Regions from separate parts of the Homo sapiens genome. Here region 1 is linked to region 2. The links are chromatin contacts, found by Hi-C or POLR2A ChIA-PET in ENCODE. All regions are on one chromosome and are shown on one strand. Each heading gives the region's core, a stretch centred on a gene start or an enhancer-like site at or near the end of the contact. The rest is flanking DNA. Distances are from core to core; before and after follow the strand shown. Region 1 holds the start of FGFR2 (fibroblast growth factor receptor 2). Region 2 has its middle 140 kb from the start of FGFR2.

Region 1 (3,951 bases), core at 128-2,627, 140 kb after region 2:
TATTGAATTGGGAGAAAGGAAGGAGGGTCTGGAGAACGGTCTGCAAGGGAGCGGGGTGCGAGGAGAGCGACGGAGGCTGGTGGTCCCCGAGCGGGCCTCCTGCGCCAGGTCCGTGGTCCGCGAGGGTCGGAGCCAGCGCCACGCAGGGCCCTCGGCTTTTTTCCCCAGCGCGGCCCCGTGGCCGAAAAAAATGAGCGCGCAAGTTAGAACTCGCCTGCGCTTTCGACATCTCCCAGCCGCTGCGGCAGAGCAGGCAGGCGAACTAGAAAAAGTCGGTCCAGTTCGCCCCCTAGCCCCAGGCGCACTGCGCTCCCTCCAGCGCCGACGGCGGCTGCGGGCGAGGGGCGCCCAGGCACCGGAGCCGTCGCCTCCCCAGCAGTGCCACCCCTGGCCATCGCCACCCCTACGGGATGTCACCGGCCCCACCCCAGCGGCCCCCTCCCGAAAAAGGGGTCTCCGCAGGGCCTGGATGGTACGGAAGTTCCCAGGACACACGGATGGGGCACCTCGGAGATGACCCCGGGAACCGGCCTGCGGGGCTGTGCCACGGGCAGGCGAACCTTCCGCCCGTCTGCTCTGGGGTCGGAGAAACGCGCCCAGTCAGCGGGAATGCGCCCGCCAGGGTTTGACAGGGAGGGGGGCGTCAACGCCAGAAGCAGATGTCAGCATCTGGATGGGGGTAGCAGAGGCAGAACTTCCAGAACGCCGGCCGTCAGCACGCACCCACCTCCCCCATCACCTATGCAGCCACAGAGGGAGGACACGGAGCGTCCTCCACAATGCTAGTCCTTCCGCGCCCCCCGCCCGGAGGACGGTGCACCCGGCGTCCCGGGCTCCCGTGGCGCCCACGTCCCCGGCTGGCGAAGCTCCCCGAGGCGTCTTGCGCGGCGATTACCTTGAATGGCAACGCTCCTCCGCGACCTGTGTTGTCCCCGCGCCCCGCGTGGGTCGGGATGGAGAAAGCGACGAGCCCGGGGTTGCGGGGAGCAACTCCAAACGCAGAAGAGTGGTCCTTGGGTCTTCGCCGGCGCCAAGCCTCCCGGGCTTCACGCGTACCCCAGGCTGCGGAGGAGCGCGGGCATGACGCCCGCGGGCTGCCCTCGGATTTGGGGAACGAGAGGAAGAAAGGACTCAGGCTTGGCGTTGCCTCCACCAAACTTTGCTCGCGAGTTGCGAAGGCTCAGAGCGCGCAGGCAAGCTGCGGCCTCGGGGCCCCCGGGGCTCGCGGCCGGCCCCCGCCAGCCCGGAGAGCAGTCGCCGCGCCGGGCCAGGTACGCCGCATGCAGCCCCGCGGCGCCCGAGCTTTGTGGCGGCCGCGCGCGCTCCCTCGCCCGCTCCGCACCCGCCGCCCGCCCGCTCGGCTCTCCACCGCGCTCTCCTCCAGCCGCCGCCCGCGCCGCCGCCGCCGCCCCCGCCTCCTCGCGGCGGGTCACGCCCCCACTGAAACCCGAGCCGTTTCCTGGACGGCGGCGCCCTCTCTGCCAATCAGCGCCGCGCGCCCGGGCCGCCCCGAGTCCCGCGCGGCTCCCGACGCCTCCGAGCAGCCGGAGACACCGGCCCGGGAGGCGAGGGCTCGGCCGCGATGCGGCCGTAGGGATGCAGCGACAGCCTCCGAATAAGGCCTGGTCCCGCGCCCCGCGCCACCTCCTCCCTCCTCCCCGGGCGAGCGAGGCTGGCCAACGGCTCGCTGAGCGACTGCGTTACGTTGTTTTATGTCAAGTTAGAAAACAAATGACCGAAGGCTCTAACCCTGCCCTCCCGCTAAAGAGACTTTAAAATGCGCCTGCTTGATACTGCGGGGAGGGTTGCCAGGCAGCTGAAGCTTTTGGAGGAGAGGAAGCCACTTGGAAATGTTCGCAGGACATTGCATGTTTCTGTCCTTCTAAACAATAGAAATGAGAGGAAAAAACTGAATATTAATGGAGGCCCTACTATGGGAGGGTCACACTACATAGGTGATTCTATTTCATCTGCCCAACCACCCTGCAGAGTACTATTCCCAGTTTCTGATAAGGAAACAGGATCAGAGAGGTTAAGTAATTTGCCTAGGACCACACAGCTGGCTACTAGGACAGCCTGACTTTGAATGTGGCTCTCTCAGAAAAAGCCAAAATTGCATCAAAAAAAAAAAGTGTTTAATAATATATGTTTGGATTAATAAAAAGAAATTCAAAGGAGTCTAAAGACAACTCTACCATAAATAGACCTTGAACAAAGTAATTCCTCCCTCTGAATCTTAGATTAAAAATCATAAATGCAAAATCTGATTCTTCAACTGCACACCAAGCTGTAACTGGTTAAAGTTCCTATGTCCATTTACCTTTTCACTAAGCCGTGTCTTCGGAATAATTTATTTTAAATATGCTTTTTCTCCCTCCTTATTCATCCAGCTCCTGAGCAGCCGTGCTTAAGTTCAAGACCATATAGATTAAAACCTTAATTATTTTTCTTTAGAAAAGGTCACTAAACCCAGAAATGCTTTAGAATCCTTTTGAGGCCTGAAGATAGATGAAGCATTGAGAACAAACCTGACTTGGAAAACAGACTTTTCCTGGATTTAGAAACATATTTGCACCTGTGTCACTAACATTGCACCCTTCATAACATTTACAAAAATATTTTTCAAGGTGCTACATGATTAGAAAATCATTTTTATTCACAAATATAGCACAGAAAACGTTTATGCAAGTTATTTAAAAGCCACACAAGTAAGAAATCCATTTAACTGCCTCAGGCAAAAGGCTATAACATTGTATTTTGGAAATTTGATAGCAACAAAATAAAAACTGGTTCTTAAGCAAAATTATCCCTCTATATGCTTGGTGGGAGGGTATGTTTTTGGTCAAGTCCTCTAACCTGGATTAGCCCCAGAGCCTATACATTAACGGACACCTCAGCCCAGGTTGACACTTAGCCATTCACTCCCACACGGGTTGTTCTGATAGCAGTATGTTTTCAAGTTCTCAGAAAAGGGATGCAGCTGAACGTGTCTGCCTGCTCGCAGGTTGCCACTTACATCTTTATATTCCCCACCAATGGGAAACTCGAGTGTCTCAGGACAGTTCCTTTCCCATCCTACACCGCATCCATCAGCCATTGAAAATGCTGTTAACACATTCTCACATAAATTAATGGTGCAGGAAGCCGCTGTCCCTATCCCCCATTCATCAATAGCTTTATGCATGTTGAATGGAAAGGAAGCTTTCCGCTGAAAATGACAAATAAGAACACCTACTTTCATGTCCAGGCACAGTTTGCAGAATGTATTTTTTATAGAAATGAAAAGACACCAATCTATCAAAAGCTCCTTATTCCCTAAAGAGGGCTCATATATAAGGGACTGAAACCCACAAGACCACAACAGGAAACTCTTCAGTTTTGAGGAGGGGGGGGAAGTATGTTTAGAATTATTTTTAAAAAATCAATTATGTCCCCATATTTAGTCTTCAAGTGACCTCAGACCATCCAGGAAAACCTTCACACCACTGAGGCTTCTGAATGAGAAAATAATCTCTTTACAGTTTTTTCTTTTCTCTTCCCTCTTCAAGTGGCTGGAACCCCTTTCGTCAATGGCCTCCCATGAATGGTGTTGCTAATAAAGCCTATTAATGAGCTTCCACGGCGGAGTGTGAATAGGTAAATAAGCCCCAATCTGTTGAGGTTCTGGGGCAAGGGCAGAAAAGCCAGTAAGAACTAAAGGTGACAGTTTGAACTGAACTGCGAACGCCAGCACCAGGTTTCAGCTGAAAGAACCGCCAGACAAGGACACATTCACAGTTCCTCCACCCCCTACTGAGGTCTCTTTTCTTCGCAATTTTCCCCCCTTTACAAAATGTCTTGAGTAGTCACCCTTTTTTTTTTTCAAAAGCCCTCGAGACGCCCTTCTTTTTTCACTCTAGTAATGATACATCAATGGGAAGGAAGAAAAATGAGGACACCAGAACTCCGATG
Region 2 (3,570 bases), core at 430-2,929:
CAGCTCTGCCAAGAAACCCTCAGAGCTCCTGGGCTCTCATCCTTTGTGCCCCGCTCCTCTCCTGCTTTCTCTCTGATTCTCAAGCTGCCCCCTCATTTTCAACTTCCTATCCTGTTACCCACAACAAAAAGCCCTGACTGATTCATCTTCCAAATCCCAGGGTGTGGTGGTGTAAAGAACACACACCTCCAGTCACCTTGGGGTAGCAGAGCACACCCCGTGCCTCTTCCCAAGAACCAGGCCCACCACGGGGCATAGCCACGGGCAGGACCCAAGCTCCCATCTCACTCACTTCTCAGCCGCTCAGCCTTAGGCTCGGGATGTCTCCGAATCTCAGTTTCCTCACCTTTAAAATGGGAAAAAGTTTGCATACCTGTTGGGACTGGGTAACAACTGGTGTGGGTTAATAAACTGCAGAGAGTGCCTAGCTCAGCACTGGAAACCTGCGGTGTGCTCAAGAATGGCAGGAGGGTGTTGCTGTTGCCCTTCTGATTCGAAATCCTCCTTGCTTCTCATCCATTAACCCCAGGATATATTGAGAAATGCAATCGGCTTCTTCCTGACTCAGGGCACTGAAATCACCACGTTGCTTTTGGGTTGCCCAAAACACTGTGTCGCCAAGAAAAGCCTTTCAAAGCCCCTTTCGGGAAGGGATTTTTTTCGAACTTGAAACAAGAAGGAGTCATTTGCCAAAGTGAAATAGCACATAAACCTTAGAACCCACAGATTTGAGTGAATTCTAATCTTGGCCAAAACTGGCAGGAGTGAGGGGGTGTTGGGGAGGGAGGATGAGTCAGAGATTCCACCCTTCAGAGGGGGCAGCCTAATATGGCATTGGGGAGCCACAGGAGACGACTTAGGTATGCCTGGACTTTCAGACTGGAGCCACGGCTCTGGCCAGGAACCAGCTGTGTCCCCCCACACACCTCCCCCCCCAAAAAAAAACAAACCTACCCTCACATATGCATGGAGCAGAGCCTCGGGGTGGCAACCCAAACTGAGTGTTCAGATCCATCAGCAGGAACCAGCTGAGAGACTAGCAGCTTGCCCCCAGGAATGATAGCAACCAGCCTTCTCCTGGTATGCCCTGGTTCTTGGGCCAAACATGGACCTGTCCCTGCAGACACTGTGTGGTCCTCGCTGACTCCAAATTCTCCTAAATGCAGCCTCCGTGGAGCCTGTGATACGGCACATGAGCCTGGGAGTAAGAGGGAGGCTTCGCCCGGTGTAACCTCAGAGCACGTGTCGTTTATTTTTAGGCCTGGAGTAAAGGGCCTGGGTAAGGGAGGAACTTCAAAAGGTGAGATTTCTGTCATTGGAATAGTTTTACAATGTAATGAAAACAAAGAGATGGCTCTTAGAGGGTGTGGGTGGAAGCAAAGCCAAGTTCTAGCCCTGCAGTGGCTCTCCCCAGCTGTGTGGCTTTGGGCAAGTCTTTGCACCTGTTTTTTATCTGTAAACTGAAGAGAGAATTGGTTCTCAAACTTGAGTGCTCATCAGAATCATCTGGAAAGCTCGTTTCCTGGGCCCTGGCACAGAAATTCTGATTCAGAGGATCTGGGGCAAGAACTAAGAATTTGCATTTCTAACAAGCCTTCAGGGCTATAGGATCCAGGGGTACATTCCATGGGGAACAGTCTCACTCATTGTCCTGTATCCCCAGGAAAAAGTCCTCTGATTGGACTGACTTAGGGTACATGCCCATTTCCGACCAGGCCAGAGCCTGGTCATTGGCCTGGCCCAGGTACTGGCTCCATCCCTGGAGCCAGGAGATGAATCAGCTTCCCCCTAACCAGTTGAATCACCAAAACAGGGAGTCTGGATTAGGAAAGAGTAAGGGAGGAATTATGCTAGAGAGACAAGCAGCAAGTGCCTGTCTCAGTGGCAGAGCGGCACCTGAGCCAGGTGAGGCTCGCTCCTCCAGGCCCTGTCTCTAGCAAGCCTGGCCAATTTCCACGTAGACCCTCTGTTTGAGATGTCAACTCTGGGTGTTGTTTGCTGAACTTACGCTCCTGTGAAAGGAATTTGGGAAGAGACCTAGTTCAGGTCCCTGTCTCCAGGGAAGGTAGTACCTAAACCGTTCCAGGCAGATGAATTCCAACCAAATCTTCTAGGAAGGAGGTAATTACCTGGGTTCTCCTGAGTGGTGTTCCTGAGGGAACTTCAGCAACACCGTGTCATTCATCTATATCCCTGTGCTCTGTAGCAAATGTACAGACAACTATAACTCATTCTTGCGTGAAGTCTATTTCTGACCTCAAAGCAACTCCCAGGTAATGAAAGTGATGAGATGATGATGATGATGATGACAATGATGATGATGAAGGGGCTAATGTGTCCCTTCCTTTTCCTCTGACGCCTTGACCTTCCCTATTAGGGGTTTGTTCAGATCAGGATTTCATGTTATAAATGATTTGCTCAGAAAGGCAGACCAGCAGTTTATCAACCTTCCTACCCAAGCTCCCTGTGGATCACCCAGACCTACGAGCCGAGGAGATGAAGACCACAGACATCTAGTTTTTGGTCCATAGTCTGAGATGCAAAACTCAGGGCCAGGAATGGATCTTGAGTTTAAGGCCCTACTATGACTCTTGCCTCAAATCTACCCATAAATTATCTGGGCACTTGGGACTCATTTACTGGGAAACAGAATAATGTGAGGATTCAGCCACCAGCAGGCTCTGTGCTCAGATGGCCTGAATTCAGTCCAGGCTATGTGACCTTGGATAACTCACATTACCTTTCTGTGCCTCTGTTTTCTCGGGAGCAAATCAAATTCTAAGCGTGCTTATACTACAAACGTGGTTGTAAAAATTAAAATATGTAAAGCACTTGAAATACCGCCCGGTGCGTGACAAGCCCTTTATAAATATTAGGTATGATTATTCAGGCATTATTGAATTCGTCAGACATTAATGAAGCATCCTCTGGCGTTGAGTCACCGTATTAGGGGACAGAAATTCATAGCAATAAAGATCTGAAAATTTGCCTTCACAGTGTTCATAGTCTAGGAGAAGATAAGACCCAAAGAAAGATAAACCACAATACATCATGATATATGCTGTCACTGAGATTTGAATAAAGTGCTGACTCTATCTGGAAGTGACCAGGAAGGCCTTCCAAGGGACATGATGTTAGACCTGGGCCTTGAATGAGTTTGCCAATGAAAACTGTCTGAGGGAAGCCACTCTAGATATAGAGAACAGAATGCTTGTGTCACGAAAGGGCCTGCAAGTCCACGGAGCGATGGTTTCAGAGCAACAGGAGCATAAGTTTCCTGAGGAGGGAGTGGCGTATATCAGGCCCTGGTAAGGTGGTTAGAACATGATGCTGCAGACTTTGGACTTTATCTGCAAGCCGCAGGAGCCAACAGAAGTTTTTAAGCAAGAGAATGGGATGGGATGAAATACGACTTTTTTAGGACTATAATGGGTTGGTAGCAGGGTAAAGGGTGGCCTGGATGGGAGAGACTGGTACAGCTGGGCCGGTGAGGAAGCTGAGCCCAGGCAAGAGATGAAGGCTTGGGAAATGAGAAGGAGAATGGATTCAGGATACTCTAGTCAGGACAAT

The links. A loop is a pair of places that touch in the nucleus more often than their neighbours do. ChIA-PET counts read pairs that join two places held with the same protein, here RNA polymerase II (POLR2A). Pooled maps may share reads with other maps.
Region 1: a loop to region 2 is called in a map of ascending aorta, with 8 times the contacts of the local background. The contact joins the promoter of FGFR2 here to the enhancer-like site in region 2. A Hi-C loop is called at or near these places in 8 of 168 maps with a recorded cell type or tissue (aorta, ascending aorta, ovary and 4 more), 6 of 37 single-sample maps with no recorded cell type and 10 of 50 pooled maps. POLR2A ChIA-PET finds 5 or more read pairs at or near these places in 1 of 52 experiments (MCF 10A).

Annotation. Positions count from the first base shown.
Region 1 is chr10:121,597,067-121,601,017 of GRCh38, forward strand. FGFR2 (fibroblast growth factor receptor 2) reads right to left here and starts at 1,378. Exons shown (of 18, transcript NM_000141.5): 1 at 896-1,378. RefSeq lists an enhancer at 1-584.
Region 2 is chr10:121,459,177-121,462,746 of GRCh38, forward strand. No RefSeq gene overlaps it. Among named protein-coding and RNA genes, the nearest start is that of FGFR2, 140 kb to the right of the region's middle. RefSeq lists an enhancer at 1-619. Within about 2 kb of position 1,680, at least 4 of the 41 ENCODE cell types and tissues checked have a DNase peak (open chromatin) inside an H3K27ac peak, as active enhancers do; they include ascending aorta and tibial artery, where a contact is called at or near this core.